Linked DNA regions of Homo sapiens: region 2 is linked to region 1. A link is a loop called in an ENCODE intact Hi-C map of the cell type or tissue named here. Cell type or tissue: HCT116. All regions are shown on one strand. Links, peaks and the distances in the headings refer to the core of each region. The heading gives the core; the rest is flanking DNA.

Evidence for each region. Hi-C counts contacts between places; a loop is a spot of excess contacts. Peaks named below come from ENCODE experiments on the same cell type or tissue, not always from the same donor. Only the 100,000 strongest peaks of a DNase experiment are listed, where the experiment ranks them.
Region 2: it touches region 1 in a loop (7-fold over the local background); 35 of 110 quality-filtered maps call a loop at or near these places.

What each region holds. Positions count from the first base shown.
Region 1 is chr2:64,043,784-64,054,580 of GRCh38, forward strand. No RefSeq gene overlaps it. Among named protein-coding and RNA genes, the nearest start is that of VPS54, 30 kb to the left of the region's middle. In HCT116, for the core only: a CTCF peak has its summit at 6,105 (motif pointing right); a DNase peak (open chromatin) is centred at 6,108.
Region 2 is chr2:64,555,526-64,566,322 of GRCh38, forward strand. All of the region lies in intron 2 of AFTPH (aftiphilin), which reads left to right. It overlaps LOC105374773 (a long non-coding RNA gene), which reads right to left. Exons shown (of 7, transcript XR_007086343.1): 5 at 1,927-6,718. Among named protein-coding and RNA genes, the nearest start is that of MIR4434, 35 kb to the left of the region's middle. In HCT116, for the core only: a CTCF peak has its summit at 6,791; a DNase peak (open chromatin) is centred at 6,786.

The DNA of each region.
Region 1 (10,797 bases), core at 4,428-8,427:
AATGAAAACACTCATATAACCACATCCCATATTAAGAAATAGAATATTACCACACTCTAGAAGCCCCCTTTTCATCTTCTTGCAGTCACTACTCAAAGTTAAGCACTATCTTGACTTCTATCAGTTTGAATCAGTTTTTCCTATTTTTGAACTTTATGTACATAGAATTGCATTACAAACTTTACATATATAAATGGTATCACATTGTTTGGTGTTTGGCTCACTTTACTCAACATTTTGTTTGTCAGACTTATCCATGTTGTCATGTGTAGCAGTGGTTTGTTCATACATACCGTATTTACTATAATCTAGTATGTAGATTATCTATATGCTATGAAGACTCTCTAGAGTATTTCATTGTATTAATATACCATAGATTTTAACTCTACTGTTAATGGGTATTTGGGTTGTTTTCTTTTTTGGCCATTGAAAATAGTGCTGCAGCCAGGTGCAGTGGCTCACGCCTGTAATCCCAACACTTTGGGAGGCCAAGGCGGGCGGATCATGAGGTCAGTAGTTCGCGACCAGCCTGACCAACATGGTGAAACCCCGTCTCTACTAATTAGCAGGGTGTGGTGGTGCACACCTGTAATCCCAGCTACTCAGGAGGCTAAGACAGAAGAATGGCTTGAACCTGGGAGGCAGAGATCAAGCCATTGCACTCCAGCCTGGACATCTCAAAAAAAAAAAAAAAAAAGCATAAAAGAAAGAAAATAATGCTGCTATGATCATTCTTAAACAAATATTTTGCTGCACATATGTCTGCATTTCTGTTGTAGGAGTTGCACCACCAGATCATGGGTATTCCTATATTCAGTGTTAGTAGATTCTTTCAGTTTTCTAAAATGGTTATACGAAGTTACATTCCCACCAACAGTGTATGTGAGTTAACAGTTGTTAACAATTGTACCACATCATTATTAACACTTGGCATTGTCAGTTGAGAAATAGACTCCAAGGAGATTATCATGTAGAAAACATATTAGGGGTTGCTCTTGGGATTAACACCTGTGGAAGGGATGGAGCAGAGGCAAAATTGGACAGAGGCAGAAGTTGGGCTGTGGTGCAGTTTCAACTAATGTTTCAGCTGACCCCATAGAGAGCCCCTTTTTTTGTTTGTTTTTTGAGACAGGGTCTCACTCTGTCATCCAGGCTACAGTGTAGTGGTGCAATCACAGCTCACTGCAGCCTCGACTTCCCAAGAGCCCATGTTTTTAAGACCTTTCATACCCTGCACTCTGCCACGATGGTACGCTGTTTATTTTTATTTATTATTATTATTGAAAGGGAGTCTTGCTCTGTCACCCAGGCTGAAGTGCAGTGGCATGATCTCAGCTCACTGCAACCTCTGTCACCTGGATTCAATCAATTCTCCTGCCTCAGCCTCCCAAGTAGTTGAGATTACAAGTGCCTGCCACCATGCCTGGCTAATTTTTGTATTCCGGTAGAGATGGGGTTTCACCATGTTGGTCAGGCTGGTCCCAAAATCCTGACCTCAAATGATCTGCCCGCCTTGGCCTCCCAAAGTGCTGGGATTACAGACGTGAGCGACCATGCCCGGCCATGTACACTGTTTGTATATAACATATTAGCACTAGATGCTGATGATGAAAGCTAGCTGAAGTCAACCAGCCGTGTCATTTTGACTTCTGGTTGTTTAGTGCCTCTTTGGTGGTAGATGGTGCTTGCTGGTAGGCATTACCATGTAATCTTCATGCCCACTTTGTGCCTATTCACATATACCCATCCTTCCCCAGACTTTCTTGTTCCTGATCTGCCAAGCTTTCTCTTCTAGGTCCTGAGGAGCTTGGTTTTAGAAATCAGATAATCCATTATCTGCTAGGATGGTTTAAATAAAAGAAGCTTGTATTAAAACTCTCCATAATATATTTGACTTTTTTTTTTTTGAGACGGAGTTTCATTCTTGTTGCCCAAGCTGGAGTGCAATGGTGCGATCTCAGTTCACTGCAACCTCTAACTCCTAGGTTCAAGCGATTCTCCTGCCTCAGCATCCCAAAGTGCTGGGATTACAGGCGTGAGCCACCGCACCCGGCCTATATTTGACTTTTTTAAAAGCCGAACTATACTATAAAGAATGTTTTCAAAAGAACCAGCCAAATTAAAATTATAGAAGGTTTTTTGTTACCTTTAGATTCATGTTTTAATATTCATGGTGAACTATCTTTTCTACTAAAGCCCTTAGACAACTGGCAGTAGCAATTTTCACTGTCTAGAAGGTGGCTTCTCCAACTCAATGTGCATAAGAAGCACCTGGAGCTCTTGTTGAAATGCAGATTAAGATTCAGTTGCTCTGGGCTGAAGCCCAAGACTGTGCATTTCTATTAGGCTGGTGCAAAAGTAATTGCGGTTTTGATGGCAAAAACCACAATAACTTTTGCACCAACCTAATAACAAGCTTCCAGGTGGTGCTGGCGCAGCTGGTCTGCAAACCACACTTTGAATGGCCAAGTTCTGTGGCCTCTTGTCCTTCCCTGCTAGCTGGAAATTCACCTTATAACAAATTCAAACCCACTTTGGTCCTTTGGGCTAAAACCGATCCAAGATTTAAGATGTTCAAATTGGGATGGTTAACTGATCCCATTACATGTTCTGCCCTGCAAGTTAGAATGCGGACTTAAATGAAAAATTAAACTATAGTCAAGATTTTAAAAACAGTTGAGGCTGGGCAAGGTGGCTCATGCCTATAATCCCAGCACTTTGGGAGGCCAAGGCAGGTGGATCACCTGAGGTCAGGAGTTCGAGAGCATCCTGGCCAACATGGCGAAACCCATCTCTACTAAAAATACAAAAATTAGCTGGGCATGGTGGCAGGCACCTGTAATCCCAGCTACTTGGGAGGCTGAGGCAGGAGAATCACTTGAATCTGGGAGGTGGATGTTGCAGTGAGCCAAGATCGCACCATTGCACTCTAGCCTGGGAGACAAGAGCGAAACTGTGTCTCAAAAAAAAAAAAAAAAAAAAAAAAATTGAAAATGTGACCCACACTCTCCATATTCATTCATACTCTCTATGTCCTTTGATTTAACCAGTATTCTTGTCATACCTTAATCTCTTCTTAATGAATAAGATTTAAAAAGATGTATCGATGGAAATAATGTGTTAAACAACTTATCTGTTGACATAGCAAATAAGTAGAATTATTTTAGAAAGCTATTTAGTAATCTGTATCAAGATGTTGTTTTTTTACACCAGAATTGTTTCAATGTTTGTTTTACCCCATATTCTCATTCTTGATAATTTATTATACAAAATTATAATATTTGCTGAGCATTGCCACATGCTCTTCACTGTAATGGATTGTAGATTAACTTGCAGTAAGGAGAAAAGCACTTTCCACAAACATATTTATTTCAGTATGAACTAAAATGAAAAACATAGGAAACTAAACTTCAACAACTAGGTAAATTTTTATATAACAACTCAAAGGAATAATTCAAGACATTAAAAATGTGTAAATTATAAAATTGTGTGTTAAATGAATGCAAATAAAAAACTATAGAAGCAAAAAAAAAAAAAAATGAAAGTTAAAGAGGCAGAATTTTAAATAAAATGTTGCCTTAAAAGTTACTTGAGGCTGGGCACCGTGGCTCATGCCTGTAATCCCAACACTTTGGGAGGCCGAGGCGGGCGGATCACAAGGTCAGGAGTTCGAGACCAGCCTGGGCAACATGGTGAAACCCTGTCTCTATTAAAAATACAAAAATTAGCCAGGTGTGGTGGCAGGCGGCTGTAATCCCAGCTACTCGGGAGGTTGAGGCAGGAGAATCGCTTGAAACTGGAAGGCGGAGGTTGCAGTGAGCTGAGATCGCGCCATTGCACTCCACTCTGGGTGACAAGAGTGAGATTCCACCTCAAAAAAAAAAAAGTTATTTGAAAAACTACACACACACACACACACACACAAATGTGTAGAAGGATCAGATAATACAAGGCTTCATTTCATTTCTTTGGCTGTTGAGGCAACTTTTAAAAAGCCTTCTCTTACACCAACAAAAATATTCTTGTCCTTTCCTGCTTTCATAGCCTACATCTTCCTGTTTGTGAATACAGGTAGGAGATGTTGGAGTGGCAATCTGGGGCTCTCCCGTGGTTTACAGTGAAGAAAATAACTCAGTTTCATCAAGAGGCTGGCAAATGTTTTGCAGATATTTTACAATTGTATCAACCATAACAATGCCACAGATTCTACAAGGCTAAAAACCAGGCAGCAAGGCATTTGTCTTTCGGCTATTTTTGCTTAGAAGTTATTGGTGTTTGGCCTTATTTTCTTATATTGTAAACTTTTTGGATATTGGATATTTAGTTGTAAATGTCAGCTTGTTTATATTTGAGTTTACTCAACATTGGAATCCCTAAGGAATTCTTGAAGTTTGATAAATTCCCAGATACAACGGCACAATTCAGGGAGAGGAGTTTAGAGTCGTGAGTACCCTTTGCAGGAAGATAATGGTAAGCAAAACCTACTCTTAAAAGTTGTGTTGGGGGGTAGACCACAGTAGCTGATGGATGGTGAATGGTCTCAGGGTGGGAGTGGAGAATGGAGAAGGAAGAGGAGGCTCTGGGGCATAAAATGATGGGCCCTATACTAGCACCTCATTCTTGCTTTTACAGGGGAGGGAAAGACTTTTCCTCTACCCTCCTAGGTTTAAAATTTGAGTCTGTGAAACAAACTGACAATACGCAGATTAACCGGAGAAAAGGTATACAAATTTATTGCATGGATGGGGCATCACAAGAGAAAAAAAAATGAATACCCAAAAAAGTGGTGAGATTTGGGAGCTTATACTGTCTTCGTAGGGGAAAGAAGAAGAGGGATATGGACAACTTAGGAGAGGGTAAATAATTTGGGGGAAAGAATGAGCCCTTAGGGAGATGGAATCGTTTGTAGCAAACTCTTACATTCTATTATAGATGTAATAGAAGTGGTGTCCACTTCTAATCTTCTGTCCTGTTGTAATAGTCAATCTTCCTGGTTGATTAACCTACCAGAGAGGGGAATTAATGACAACTGAGTTCATTTTGGAGGATCTGTCTTCAGGCAGGTAAGGGAGAGTTCAGAGAAAGCCTCTCCCTGCATTTGCTGTCTTTCAAGTGTCTTCAGCTTCAAATAATTAGTATACCAAAGTAGCATATTTTGGGGTGGCATGTCCCAAATGCCTTTGCTTTCTTTTTTCTGAGTTTGGGAAATGTTCTTCCTTTTCTTGGGCACACTGTCCCCACCAAAGACAGAACAAACAAACAATTCAAGCTTTTATGCAATGAGATAGACACTGTGCTAGGCCTGCTCCCATTTTTGGCCTCCTGCAAAAATCCCAAGGAGCAACCTGGGAATATTTTTTTTTTTTTTTTTTTTAAGATGGAGTTTCGCTCTTGTTGCCCAGGCTGGAGTGCAATGGTGCGATCTCAGCTCACTGCAACCTCCACCTCCCAGGTTCAAGCAATTCTGCCTCAGCCTCCCAAGTAGCTGGGCCTACAGGCATGCGCCACCACACCTGGCTAATTTTTGTATTTTTAGTAGAGACGGGGTTTCTCCATGTTGGCCAGGGTGGTCTCAAACTCCTGACCTCAGGTGATCCGCCTGCCTCGGCTTCCCAAAGTGCTGGGATTACAGGCATGGGCCACTGCGCCCGGCTGCAATTTGGGATTTTTGTAGGAAATCAGGAACAAGGCTCAGGAATGCTGTCCTGAAAATGATCAAATCCTTTCACCTGCCTGTCTTGCTAGGGGCGTGGAGAATACATAAAGGTACACAGAACTAGAAGGATGGAGGAAATAATGAGGCTGTCATGGGAGATTTCCTAAAGGTTACTATGAATTAGCTAATTTGTGATACCTTGTTGCTAATTGCTGAAGAGAGGCTGCTCTTTTATTCAGAGTTATGGCTATGCCAGTTCCTTCTGGGCACTATTCATATGCATGAGTTTGCCTCTTGTTCTACATCAGTGCCTCCTGGTTTGCCCTCCTCTTTACACTCTTGACATGCAGAGGTGAAGGCAAGTGTGGTTGTGCTTTCGTTAATTTTGTATGGGAGGAAGTGGTTGTTCAGTGACCTTGGAAAAGCCCAGTGCTGATGTTTTACAGCAGGTGGCAGCCTTTCCCTGGGAGAGAAGACAGAGCTAGTCTGATCTAATGCAAAATTGTTTAGGGTTTTATTGCTTTTCCTTGATAGACGTGTCAAGTGATTACCTGACCCTGAAGTTGAAATTGGCTTTATCACAGAGGGAAGAGAAGCAGAGATCCTAAGCCCTGGAAAAGGGAGTGTAAACTCACTTCTGGGGCTCAATCCCACAGCTGCTGCCTCTGAAGAAACTGGTGGCTGCCCTCAGGGAGTCTGGTCAAGTTCAGACACCACATGGCATCTCTGAGCAAGGGCCCACAGAGAGACACGGATTGGAGCAGGGAGACACAGATTGAAGCAGATCAACAATTATCCTGCTGTATTTTGTGAAGGAGGGCATTTGATAGCAGAAGTACCCCCCTTTCCATTCCAGATGTGTAAAGCAGCCTTTTTTTTTTTTTTTTTTTTTGAGATGGAGTCTTGCTCTGTCACCCAGGCTGGAATGCCATGGCGCAATCTTGGCTCACTGCAAGCTCCACCTCCCGGGTTCACGCCATCCTCCTGCCTCAGCCTCCCAATGTAGCTGGGACTACAGGCGCCCACCACCATGCCCGGCTAATTTTTTTGTATTTTTAGTAGAGATGGGGTTTCACCGTGTTAGCCAGGATGGTCTTGATCTCCTGACCTCGTGATCCGCCCGCCTCAGGCTCCCAAAGTGCTGGGACTACAGGCTTGAACCACTGCGCCTGGCCGCAGCCTTTTAAACTAATCTGCCAAATGGTTTTCTTAAGGTTATTCAGTTACTTGCATTCAAATTTGCAAAGTGCTTAATAAAAGGAAAGGCAGACTTGGTGGAGAAGCTTGATGCTGGAAATACATCCAATTTGTTTCTGAATTCTTTTTTGTCTTTTTTAATTTTTTGTTAATTTTAATTTTTTTGAGACAAGGTCACACTCTGTCACCCAGGCTGCAGTGCAGTGGCATGATCTTGGCTCATTGCAACCTTCGCCTTCCAGGTTCAAGTGATTCTCGTGCCTCAGCCTCCCAAGTAACTGGGACTACAGGCGCTCACCACCATGCCCATAGGAGTTTTCTGTATTTTTATTAGAGACGGGGTTTCACCATGTTGGTCAGGCTGGTCTTGAACTCCTGACCTCAAGAGATCCACTTGCCTCGGCCTCCCAAAGTGTTGGGATTACAGGTATAAGCCACTGTGCCAGGTCTGTTTCTGATTTCTTAATGGTAGGATTGTATGTATAATTTATCAATAAAGTGCTATGTAGAAAACATTATTCAAAACTTAGCGTAAATGAGTAGAGATTGACCGAAGTCCCTATAGATGAATCTACTTTATGCCTAAAGGAAATATGGGTGATTAGACAGGGATAGGAGCAGACAGAAATCAAGGGACTAGGTGGGACTATTGAAATTAATTAAAATTGAAATGAAAAATTCAGTTCCTAAGTTGCACTAGCCACATTTCAAGAGCTCAACAGCCACATGTGACTAGCGTCTACCATGTTGGACAGCACGGATAATTGACCATTTTTATCATCACAGAAACTGCTACCAGATAGCAGTGGACTAGAAGAAAAAAACAGGGAGTGTGGCCAAGTGAAAAGGTGAGTAGTTAAGAACAAACCCTCCCTGTAATGCTAATTATTGAAATACTAATTCCTAAGTGTGGCAGGAGTTTCAAATAGAGTATCTCATATAATCCTCATACTGATCCACAACCACAGTAACGCTGCTGACATTTGTTGAAACCTTTTTACTACTGCAGGCCAGGCACTAAAAACTCTGTTGAACTGTTTGGGCTCGGAAAACAATACCCTAAAACAAAGACCTCAGAAAGCAACCTCAGAAACAGAAGTTTTTCTTTGACCTTCTCCTGCCCTCCTGTCTCTTAATCCTTTCTCCACTGAGGCCAGCCGCAGAAACTAGAATCCCTCTTCCCGAAGGTGGGTCATAGAAACCAGAACCCCTTTACCCAAAGCTAGTCATAAAACCTACAATTTTACTCTAACTTTCCCTCCACCTTTCTGTATAAAAACTGGCCATGAAGAAATTATCTGACCTCCCTTATTTGACTGTAGGACATAAGACCCTGGTTCCAGAGAGGGTCCTGTCCCACACCCAGAAGGAAGGAATGCGTGCTCAGAGACGCCAAGAAGAATCTAGACGGACAGGCCTTGCTGGGTTTCCCCACTCCGGCCATTAGATCTTACCCTTTTTGTCCAGTCATGTTCCTATACAGCTGGCCATACTTTGTTGAACCTAAGCATAAAAATGACAATTTCCCCTGCGTGTTTTGGTCTTCATTCTGAAGGCTCTTGTGTATTCCCGTTAAATAAATTTGAATGTCTTTTCTCCAATTAGTCTACCTTTTTTGAGTTGGTTTTTCAGCAAACCTTCTGAGGGCCACGAGGAAAGCTCTCCCTTGGCCCCTACGTAACTTGCTGGTCTTTGCAAGAACTCAGTCAAGTTGGTACTATTATTGTTCCTATTTAACAAATGAGGAAACTGTAGCAGAGAGGGACTTTAGTAACTTATCCAAGGTTACCTGGCTTGTAAGGAATAACTGGGACTCAAACCCATGTCTTTCTGGGCTGTAACAATTACAGAGAAAGCAAGCAAGGAAAATACCTAGCACTCTCTTTATGTGAGTCAAATTTGCTTTTAAGCCACTTTTCCCTAAGGCAGGCCCACCTCTTAGATTTTCTGTCACATAATTGTCTTTCTGGCTGAAGAAGAAGGCATTATGCCAATTCTGAGAGAGTAACAATGACCCCCTGTTAGTCAGGATGTGAGCCGCTTCCTTCCCTCTAAAGCAGAGTCTGCTGCTGCACAAGGGAAGTTGGTTTCTCAGAAGCTCACCTTTGTAGACACAAGTCTGTTTGGGTGACATTTTTTAAGTAAAATATTCTTAAGATGAAAATGAAGACTAGAAGTGTACATGGGAGATGCTCTTTTCTCTAGGTGGTGAGATTAAGAAAAACTGTTTTTCTATTCATCCGTATTCTGTAACTTTTCTACATGAATATGTCTAAAAAATTTTTTTTAAAAAATCAAAGCCAGAGACTGCATGGGAAAAAATTGTGCCTTGGCTTTTGTTAATAGGCTTTTGATAAGATAGTAACTACTTTAGTACTAATAGCCAATAAAAATACATTTGGTTGAGTGCTAAATACTTTAAACAATAGCAGGGGAAGTGTGGAATTTAATTATAAGGTTAAAAAGGACACTAAACAATGTCCAGATACTCAGTGCTTCTCTGCAGATGGAGACACAGTTGTTTTGTGTTCATGGCCCTGTCTTTTAAATTTTTTTTATTTTTATTTTTTTGAGATGGAGTCTCGCTCTGTTGCCCAGGCTGGCATGTAATGGCTCCATCTCAGCTCACTGCAACCTCCGCCTCCCAGGTTCAAGCGATTCTCCTGCCTCAGCCTCCTGAGTAGCTGGGATTACAGGCATGTGCCACCACACCCAGCTAATTTTGTATTTTTAGTAGAGATGGGGTTTCTCCATGTTGGTCAGGCTGGTCTTGAACTCCCGACCTCACGTGATCTGCCCGCCTTGGCCTGCCAAAGTGCTGGGATTATTGGCTTAAGGCACCGTGCCCAGCCACGGTCCTGTCTTATGTCGCACAGTTCAAAGTGAGGCACAGGCTGGTAGATAAAAAACAGGGAAAGTCATGAATCACAATATTACTTTTATCATCAATTAGCAACAAATGGTCTCTGAAAACTAATAAACTTGGCATGGGGAAAGAGAGAGGTGATCTTTTCAAGCTACAGTGCATGTTTGTTCTCCCAGGTGAGACTCATTAAGTAGAAGCCATGTTACTGAGAATTTGCAAATATAAGCAGTATGGAGGCAGAAAAAAAAAAAAGAGGCTGAAAACTGGTCAGTGCTTGCTAAGGTTCTTTTCTCCTACAAAATTCTAAGATTTTGTGATCGTTTTAGTTTAGTAGTATGTCTTTATATACTTTTAAAGTTATGTACTCTTAAGTTTCTATACATTTTAAAGCTAGTTTTCCCTAAATTGATGTGCTGCTACAGGGTATCTTAGACTTTTAGTTAAATCTGTAGGTGAGTCCACTATAAAATGCTAGCCAAATGAAATGGTAGCCAAAAACATTTTCAAATACCTAAGTATCCAGAGTGAGTACAGTTTATAGGCTCACTCACTTTAATGGCGAAATAAAGGAATTTTAAGTACAAAAGATAACTCAGAGGAAGAATCAAGTGATAATACAGCACCAAGGAATCAAGAAGTCATCCCCCACCTTCCTCACTTCCCCATCTCTCAGGGTTCCATTTAAAACCAATTCCTGCTTACCTTGGAGTGTAATTTAAGTGGAGTGGCTATAGTATTAAAGCTAAGGAGAAGGAAAAACATGTGAATTACCAGCAGTCATCTGTCTAGGCAGACAGTTGGAGACAAGAAAGAACAAACTGAAAAAGGGCAACAGACTCATGCCACAGGTGGTGCATGCAGGTGCAAGGACTTGGGTCAGACAAGCCCTTCTCAGAAACACAGAGAAATATTCAGCCTTGTTCACTTTCATTCCCTGCAAGAGGACAGACCTGGCAGCCTTAAAAAGGAAGAGTTCTGGAATCAAACCGGGCTCTTTTGTGTTTCCTGTTTGGCTGAAAGCAATTTGAAGTGAACAAAATCCTAAGATCAACTCACTTTAAAAATTGTATATATATAT
Region 2 (10,797 bases), core at 4,358-8,357, 510 kb after region 1:
ATTTCAGGCTAGGCTACAGAGAGAGACTGTCACACACACACACACACACACACACACACACACACACACACACAAGACTTTCTTGGATTTGTTTGGCTAAGGCCTCATGCTTCTATTTTTGCTAATGGGTTATGGAAAATGAACAGAATTTGGATGTTGGGAAAGAGAAACTGCTGGAGGAGGCCAGAAGAAGTTTGGGAAGAAAGTTGAAGTAGTGAAATGGATAAACCCTGCTGAGTAAGTGACTGAGTCAGAAGTGGAGAAAGATTGAACAAAGACTCTCGTTCTTACCCTGCTGTTGTGAAAGAGAATTGCGGCTGGCACTTTATTTCTTGGGCTTCAGATTCTGCTAGAAGAGTGCATTAATTTAGCCCTTTTGGAGAGGATTAGATTTATTAGTATTTTTCTTAAAATGTTTTCCCTAGTTGCTCCGGACAGTGTTTGGAACAGCACGAATTCCTCACTTTTTTTTTTTTTTTGGAGACAGAATCTTGCTCTGTCACCCAGGCTGGAGTGCAGTGGCACGATCTCAGCTCACTGCAGCCTCCGCCTCCCGGGTTCAAGCAGTTCTCCTGCCTCAGCCTCCCTAGTAGCTGGGACTACAGGCCCATGCCACCACGCCCGGCTAATTTTTGTACTTTTATTGGAGATGAAGTGTCACCATATTGGCCAGGCTGGTCTCGAACTCCTGACCTCAGGTGATCCACCCGGCTCGGCCTCCCAAAGTGCTGGGATTACAGGCGTGAGCCACCGTGCCTAGCCTCCTCACATATTAATAACAGTAAGCATTAAGTTTTTTAGTGGTAAAAGTTGAAATGATTTATTTCTGTTCAATCTTACCCGGATGCCACAAGTGTCCTGAACAAAATGCCATCAAGTGGTTTTGTCCGAATTTTGCTTTGACAGAACGTGTTTTAGAATTCAGAGCTTAATTAAACAAACATGGCAATTTGATTTAATTTGTTTGATTAAACAAGCATGGAAAACAAATCTTTGTTTTGTGAAGTCAGACAAATGGTATAGTTGGTCATTTCAGATTTCTTCCACTTTTCACTATTTGGTATGTGACATTGTCCAGGTCCCCATTTCTTAGCACTTTCCTGTTTTTAGCCCACCAAAAAGATATCTTAAAATGTTAATAAATATGTCTTCGTTGGGGTTAGTGCAATAATTTGTTACTTAGGTAGCGAAAAGTCAAGCAAGAATTCTTGCAAAATTAAAAAAATGTTCGTAGTCTAATTCTCAGCTGTGGGTCCAGCCAGTCTCAGAGGGTTCAAGCTTTGATGTAAAAGCCATATATGAACATTATTGAGAAATAGATATCTTGTCCCTTCGGTGAATAATTTTTTCTGAGAACCTGAAGTTTAGTATATTTCATTCTTTTGTTAACATTTGTATAAATTGTAGAGAAGGTAAGTAGTGGTATCTCCATTATACGAATGAGAACGAGGTCTTCACTTTTTGGCTAAAGATTTAAAACAACAAAATGCAACAACAACAACAAAACCTTCCTTACATTTCAAAGCAGTCCTTTTTTATGAGTGTTATTTTAACAATTTTTTTTTCTGTCCTGGGAAGCCAGGAAATTTTTTTTTAACTTTTTTGTTTCAGAAAGAAATCTTGATTGAAATAACCAAAATGCCTTGTTTGATAGCTACATGATAAAAGAGGTAATGAATGTCATAAGCACTGCATTTACCCCTGAGCTTTTGTAAAATTTTAAAATATTGTTCTGGATATCATTTAGAAATTTAGGTAATTGGTAAGTAATCTGTTTATATTAATTGGGTATAGAAAAGGAGGCTATGAGTTATTTTTTATTAGACATCCAATTGATAATGCTACAGGGAAAATGCTGTTAGCTGAAGATTTGTTTTGAGAGCTTTGAAAGTCAAGTGCCACCAAAAAGAAGAGAATTACTAATACCTTGGCTTGTGTTAGTTCAAGATTAAGTTACTGGTTTGTTTTGTTTTTGAGACGGAATCTTGCTCTGTCGCCCAGGCTGGAGTGCAGGTGCAATCTCGGCTCACTGCAGCCTATGCCTCCTGAGTTCAAGCGAGTCTCGTGCCTCAGCCTCCCAAGTAGCTGTGATTACAGGCATAGAAACTCAGTGTTCTTAAACTGAATATAACCAGTCCTACCTTTTCATCTTCACTTATTTAGTCATCTAGCTAATATTTATGCAGGTTTTCCATCCTGTGAACACTGGAACATACAACTGAAAACAGAAGTAAGCAACAAAATAAGAGAATTAAGATGTAAGACTTTAGCTTTCCTTATAGATCTTTCCTTATTTAACTATTTCGATAGAATTTCCTTTTGCTATTTTTTCCTCAGAAAATTTGACTATCTGGTGTTTAATTTCAAAATAGAAATGCTTTATTAGATTTATTCAGAAACTGTACAGAAGGGAAAAATCATGTTTAGATCTGGTGAATATTACAGCTGGTCACTCTTTATACAGCTTGAAATTGGGGATTGGTAAGTATACAGTTGTAGATTGTACTTGATAGCTTACTTAATATTTAATGGTGCTGCAGCATAAGATATCCTCTTAAATGGAAGATTAAATTACCCAGTGGATTTTAATGTTTCTTCTAAACTTCTACTTGAGTGTGAAACCTAATGTTATCAATATTAAAACTATTGATATTAATCAACTCCTGTCCCTAAGCAAGAAAGGAAAACTAACTGGAAATAAGTTGAAGGAATATCAAGAGTTACCTTAAATATAAAATACTTAAGTCATTACTTAATATCCTTGATAGGGTCTTGGAAACTGCAACTTTAAGTGAAAGGACATATAACAAAACCAATTTTACCATAGGCTAACTGATATAAACAAGAGTTAAGTTTCTATGGCATCTTTCTGGTCACAGAAACATCACTGAACCTCTAAATAAAGACACAAAGCACTTCTAATATTAAACATTGAAATAAATGTGAGCTATGCTCACATTTAAGAAAGATTACAAAGAACAAGAAACATAATTACTTACCCAGTTTTTGGTGAATCAGTGAGTGACATCACTCATAGTGGTGCTGGGTAAAATCAAGGGATAAACGTTTGCAAAGCAAAAATGATCTAAGGAGCACCTCCTACCACCATACAATTCAAAAACAATCACAAATCTGGCAGGCTCACTGGGCACTTTCATACTGCATAATTTATTGCTGTGCATTTGTATGATTATTGTAGACTTCACGAATGTTTACTTTGTAATTTATTCTTTTTGCAATCTACTTATTCCAGCTCAGGGTCATCAGTGGCCGAAGCCTATCCCTCCAGCTCAGGGTACAAGGCTGAAACTATTCCTGGCCTGAATGCCATTCCATTGCAGGGCACACTCACACACACATACCAGCACTTACTCAGACTGGAACAATTTAGACAATCTAATGTACACATCTTTAGGATCTATAAGGAAACTGGCATACCCAGAAAAAAAACCCAGGTGGACATACGGAAAATGTGCAAACTCCACACAGGTAGTGGCTGCAGCCAGGAATCAGTTGTTTTTCTCATCAACATTACAACAAAATGACATTATTCAAGGACCTGCTGTCCTTTAAAGGAGATAGGCATTTGAATGGCATAAGAACCAGAGTCTGGGGTCCTGTGTACACCTCTCTGGAAAGCTAAATGAGACTTGCAATACACTTAATCTCTTTATGCCCAGATGTAGTCATTTATAAAATAGAGGTGTATTAGAGTTCTCCAGATAAACAGAACCAATAGGGTATGTGTGGAGGTTAGGGAGGGAAGGATGGGGAGGGGAAGTAGAAGTGGAGGTAGTAGAGAGAGAGAGATTGATTATTGGAAATTGAGAAGTTCCAAAAGCCACAGTGCATAAGCTGGAGACCCAAGAGCTGATGGTGTAGTTCCAGTCTGAGTCCAAAGCCCTAAGAACCAGGAGAGCAGTGGTGTAAGTTCCAGCCCAGGAGCCAGCAGGCTTAAGATCTAAGAAGAGCTGATTTTTTAGCTCAAGTCCAACTGAAGTACCAACTCAAAATCAGGCAGAAGTTCCTTAGCATTTTTGTTCTATTCAGGTCTTCAGCTGATTGGATGAGGCCTACCCACATTAGGGAGGGCAATCTGCTTTAGTCAGATTACCAATTCAAATCTTAATCTCATCTAGAAACACCCTCACAGGTACTCCCAGAATAACATGTTTTCGCGTTCTTTGGTTTGTTTTTGAGACAGGGTCCCATTCCGTTGCCCAGCCTGGAGTGTAGTGGCATGGTCTCTGCTCACTGCAGCCTTCACCTCTTGGTTTCAAGCAGTCCTCCCACCTCAGCCTCTCTAGTAGCTGAGACTACAGGTGTGTGCGACCACACCTGGCTAATTTTTGTATTTTTTATAGAAATGGGATTTTGCCATGTTGCCCAGATGGTCTCCAACTCCTGGGCTCAAGCAATCTGCCTGCCTCTGCCTCCTAGAGTGCTGGGATTATAGGCATGAGCCACCATGCTCCGCCCCAGAATAATGTTTGACCAAATGTCTGGGCACCCCATGGCCCAGTCAAGTTGACACATAAATTTAACCATCACAAGAGGGAACACCTTACATCCATATATAGCTTTCAGGATTTATGGAAGACTGGAACCTGTTTGTGACTAAAACGTGCCAGTCGAGAAGCTCTGCATTAGATTAAATGGCTTACTTGCACCAGTGGATAAAGTGAAATGGCTGCTTATATACCCTGGGACTTTCTTCCACTACCCCGAGACATAAAGACATGACAGAACTAGGAATGAGTAAAAGTTGTCAATTCATACATGAAGCTTTGCCCCACTGATGAATTAAACCATTGGGTAATCATTTTTTGCTTTTCCAGAAACCAAATCTGGTTTAAAAAATAATAATAATTATAAAGACATTCAAGGTAATGAAGGACCCTGATAGGAAAATGAATATACAAGAAATGAGAAAATTGGGAAAGAGGGAAAAGCTAAAAAAGCAAATGTACCTTTGAAGATGTGGTGTAGCCAAGGATGCATACGACTTTCCTGAGCCCTTTCTCCATAAAATGTGTTTTTTGGTTAACAGGAAGTAATAGGGAGGGGCCGGGCATGGTGGCTCATGCCTGTAATCCCAGCACTTTGGGAGGCCAAGGCGGATGGATCACTTGAGGTCAGGAGTTTGAGACCAGCCTGGCCAACATGGTGAAACCCCATCTCTACTAAAACTACAAAAGTTAGCTAGGCATGGTGGTGTGCGGCTGTAATTTGAGCTATTCGGGAGGCTGAGGCAGGAGAATCACTTGAACCCAGGAGACGAAGGTTGCAGTGACCCGAGATCGTACCACTGCACTCCATCCTGAGTGACAGAGCGAAACTCCATCTTGGGGGAGGAAAAAAAAGAAAGTAATAGGGAGGCAAATCAGAATTTGTGTGGGAGTACCCCCTAGTTCTGGCTCTTGTTAGTATACTCAACCTGTCAGGCTATTCTGAGAGCGAAAGCTCCTGCTTTGGGCTAGTTTCCATTCAGAATGGTTTTTGATAGGTATGAACTAGTCTAAGCACAAGTATACTTCTGTGTAAGTAGCATAGCTCCTCTACTTGGCTTCATAGCATTGGACATTAATAGAGAAAATGAAAAAGGAGGGTATGGTACCTGCCTTGAATAGCATTTGATTTTTAATCCTACATTTATCAGAGCCCCAGTTTTTAAAATGTTTAATAGCCAGATGTGCTGTTTGCCAGGCTTAGAAGTTGGTACTTCTGTGAATGAAAAGGTGTGACTGAGTCACATAAACTGGTATTCAGCTAGCCAGTCATCAGTTTATTCCATATTCAAGGGAAAACCAAGGACTGTTTTTCCTCTTTATACTTTGAAGATGATGGCATTTAAAATTCAAGTAATTGGGGCTGGGTGTGGTGGCCCACATGTGAAATCCTAGTGCTTTGGGAGGCCAAGGCAGGAGGATTGCTTGAAAGGAGGAGTTCAAGACCAGCCTTGGCAACATAGTGAGACGCCATCTCTACAAAAAATAAAAAATAAAAATTAGCCAGGCCTGGTGGTGTTCACCTGTGGTCCTAGCTACCCAGGAGGTTGTGACAGGATCACTCGAGCCCAGAAGTTCAAGGCTGCAGTGAGCTGTGATGGCACCACTGCGCTGAAGCCTGAATGAGCGAGTGAGACCATCTCTTAAAAAGAAAAAAAAAATCAAGTAATTGCTGTAACTATTATTTTGATTTGACGTTTAGTATTGTAACATCAGCTAAATATTTAGTATGCTAAGTGTGCATTTATTTGTTACCTTCATATTCAGAATGCAGCACTGACTCTTTAGTAAGAATTAACAACTAACTTTGTTGAAAACAATGAATTGTAGTGTTAGATGAAATCATTTGCTTTAAGCATAGTTATCACCGCACCATTTAACAGGTAAATCCCTTATCTAATTATGGCTAGAAATGTTTGAAAGACCACAAAATGTGGGGAAAAACATGATTTAGTGAAAAGAATGTAGGCTTTGGAGTCAGACTTTGGATCAAATATCTGCTGTGTACTATACCACCAGTAAGGCTATGGTACTTACCTGAATCTTCCTGAACTATAGTTTCTTCATCTGTAATATGAAGACAGTAATACTTCTGGAGTTTCTTTTAGAAGATTCATGGAGTAATACATGTAGAGCGTCAAGCATAATATGGTATATGGGAGACAAGATTTGGCTATTTTATGTCTTGTAATTATTTAAATATGCCCAACCTGTGTATAAAAATGATTTAGATGGCTTACAGTAAGATATACTTTTATAAGTAGAACAATTATGCCCCCTGCAGTCCTAAATGAAGGCGAAGTGCTTTTTTTTTTTTTTTTAATCTGGTGCACATTAATACCAACTATGTGCAGGAACCCAGGTACTGGAAATTCAAGAAAAAGACATAGTCCCTGCCCTCAAAGCTCTTGCAATTTTTAGAAATTGAACTTAGAACTGCTTTGATGACAACATAATATAGTGGTTAAGAGCACCTACACTGAAACTATACTTCCTGGGTAGGAACTCAGCCTCTCCACTTAATATTCATGTGACCACAGGGAAGTTAACCTCTTTCTGCTCTGCTTTTCTCATCCAGGAAATGGAGATGATATTATTACCTCCCTCATATGGTTCTTTTGAAACTTAAATGAGCTAAACTTTGTAAAGCATTTAGAATAATGTCTGCCACATGGTGGGCACTATGTGAGCATTAAATGAAAATTATGTTACATGATAGCAAGCTTTTGCAGCTTCTGAGTAGGTTTCAGAGTACATCTTTTGATCTTTTGCTGAATTTAGGCTCCCACTTTCCTGAACTGGGTTAAAATGATATTGTTTGCTTTACTTATACTGCCTTACGTGCCTAAGGAAACTAGAGCTCAGCCAGTGTCACTTCACCAATTCTAAATAATAAAGTATCTATTTTTTGGAATTTTACATCTAATTCAAGTCCACACGTACTGTAATATGTTAGTAAATGTCACTGTTTGATGCAACCTTTTTCTGCATTAATCTGCTACAGGGAGTTTGAAGATTTGTGTTGTGCCCCCACCTAATCAAAACCAGTAGATTTCCCATTATGGCTGCATATACTCTGTATTGAAATAGGAGTTCACATAAGCAGAGTAATATAAGCAAAGTTCCTTTGTACTCATAAGAAGAAATCCAAGTTTAATATTTTACTTTAACTAGAGTTTTGATGTGATACTGAATTTTACTACTGATTTATTTGCATATGTTAAACTATCCTTGGCTGATGTTGAGAGGATGATTGTATTGTAAAACAGATGAAAATAATATATGTACCCCCAAAAAATTTTTGAAAAACAAATTTGAAACCTTTGCCACTCTCACAGTTTTGATACACCTTTTATCCCAAGTGCTCAAATTTTATGTTCAAAATAGCAATGATTTCTTTAAAAAATTAGTGTCTGATCACAATCTGTTTGGGAAAATCTATTTCCTGAAAAAAACCTGTCTGGTCATAAGAGAAACTGTTCTTGTGGTAGGTTATTTTAACTTCTCTTCTTCTGAGTATTACATTAGTTATATTCTTGTAACTGTTCTACTTACCAAGTTATTTGGACTATGTTACATCACATTTTTGAATGTTTAACTTTATTGTGCTTCTTGGAAAGCAAAGTACTCTTTTTGAGATGGAGTCTTGCACCTCTGCCTCCCAGGTTCAAGTGATTCTCTTTGCCTGGGCCTCCCCAAGTAGCTGGGATTACAGGCACCAGCCACCACGCCCAGCTAATTTTTTTGTACTTTTAGTAGAGACACGGTTTCACAATGTTGGTCAGGCTGGTCTCGAACTCCTGACCTTGTGATCTGCCTGCCTCGGCCTCCCAAAGTGCTGGAATTACAGGCATGAGCCACCGCGCCCAGCTGAGAAGCAAAGTATTCTTAATGCCTAATGTGTGGTTTATACATTTTGTGTTTCATAATGCAATCAAGATTTAAGTCATAATGCCTGTAAGCCAACCACCAATATCCAAAATTTAAACTCTACAAGGAGTAACTATAGCAGGTTTCATTTATATAAGAGACTCTTAAAAATAGATACTCTTAAAAACTAGGTACTTTTTTTTCCCCCAACTCAATAGGATGACCTTGGGAAGGATGCAGAATGCTTAGATTATTTAATTTCTTGTTATATCATAATATGGTAGAAATTGATAAATTGAGATAAGTATTTTCATAGTGATTTAGAATGCTAAATCATGGTAGAGAAACATTCTTAGTGAGCTTTGATTCTAGTTTTGCCATTCATTTATTTCATTCCCTGGCAAGCCCCCTGTGTCTGTATGTATCATTTGTATAATAACAGTAGTAATGATAAAAGCTGCCACCTCTGACACCCTCGGTGCCAAATATTTAATCCTCTGAATTATCATCCACCTCGTGAGGTAGATAGACCCTGATATCTCCAGATTATAAATGCAGAAACTGGGCAGAAATGGTGGTAGACGCCTATAATCCCAGTTACTTGGGAGGCTAAGGCAGCAGAATCGCTTGAACCTGAGAGGCCAAGGTTGCAGTGAGCCGAGATCGCACCACTGCACTCCAGCCTCGGTGACAGAGTAAGACTCCATCTCAAAAAAATAAAAAATAAAAAATAAAATAAATAAATGCAGAAACTGGAGTCTTGGCCCCTGGATCTATAGCCCTCTATTGAAGTGTTATTATACCAGTCATTTACTTACTGGAATTAACTAGTAGTAAGTTAAATTTGGCCTTATTTATTACCCAAAACAAGATAGTGGTGAGAAACTCATTACAGGATGCCCTTACCACCAAACTGGTCTTATGGAAATTGATACACTTTTTTTTTTTTTTTAAGACCAAGTCTTGCTCTGTCACCCAGGCTGGACTACAGTGGCATGATCTCAGCTCACTGCCACCTCCACCTCTCCTGGTTCAAGTGATTCTCATGCCTCAACCTCCTGAGTAGCTGGGACTACAGGCGTGCGCCACCATGCCCTGCTAATTTTTGTATTTTTAGTAGAGACGGGGTTTCACCATGTTGGCCAGGCTGGTTTCAAACTCCTGAGCTCAAGCAATCCACCCGCCTCGGCTTCCCAAAGTGCTGGGATTACAGGCGTGAGACACTGCACCTGGCTGGAAATTGATACACTTTTAAAAATAAAATGTCAGAGTAAATTTAATAAAAATATTTGGGCTGGGCGCAGTGGCTCACACCTGTAACCCCAGCACTTTGGGAGACCGAGGTGGGTGGATCACGAGGTCAGGAGATGGAGACCATCCTGGCTAACATGGTGAAACACCGTCTACTAAAAATACAAAAAATTAGCTGGGCGCGGTGGTGGGCACCTGTAGTCCCAGCTACTCGGGAGGCTGAGGCAGGAGAATGACGTGAACCTGGGAGGCAGAGCTTGCAGTGAGCCGAGATTGCACCACTAAACTCCAACCTGGGTGACAGAGCGAGACTCTATCTCAAAAAAAAAAAAAAAAAAAGCCTTTGTTCATTCTATTAGTTGCTGAATTGTTGAGGAGTTTCCCTCCCTGTGTTGGGCAATGCTGTTAGTGGATTCTGGTTATTTATTATTTACTGCTCTACCTCAAGGGGCAAACCATGACCCACAGGACAAATCTACTGCCTGTTTTTGTAAATAAGTTTCACTGGAACATACCCATGCTTATTCCTTTACATATGGCCTACAAGGCCTAACATATTTACTGTCTGGCTCTCTATAGAAAAGATTGCTAATCTCCTGCTCTATCTTATTCAACGTAAGATTTGAAGCAATCTAATGTAATATCTGATCCTAAACATATATGAAACTTTCTTTAGAAATTTCCATTCAACTTACATCCTTTTTTGCCTCAGCTTCATTCCACTCATTTGAGAATTTTACTGGTGTCTTGACACCTGGCAGTTATGTGTAACATTGCCCAAGTGGTTGGATGTGTTTTAGGGTCATTTCTTTCTTCCTGTGGTAAACATTTTTTTCCTATCCCATTAAAAAGATAACAAAGAGGATACAAGAAAGATTTAATTTACAGAGAAATAAAATTTGGCCATGTTAGTTTTTTGTTTACCTTCCCTGCCCAGGAGGAGCCAATCATGTATCCAATTAGGTGGTTATCTGATCCCTTTGAAAATAATGTCTGTCCGTTCTCTCTGTTGAGGCAAGTGAGAGCAAGGGCCCCTTGATGCACTCAAGTTTCACAGGCCTTGGGATCTTGAGGCTACCCTTTACTTAGGGTTCATAATTGATAGTGAGAACCTTTTCCAATATCACACACATGAATATAATTATGATGTGAGAATAACTTTTGTAGA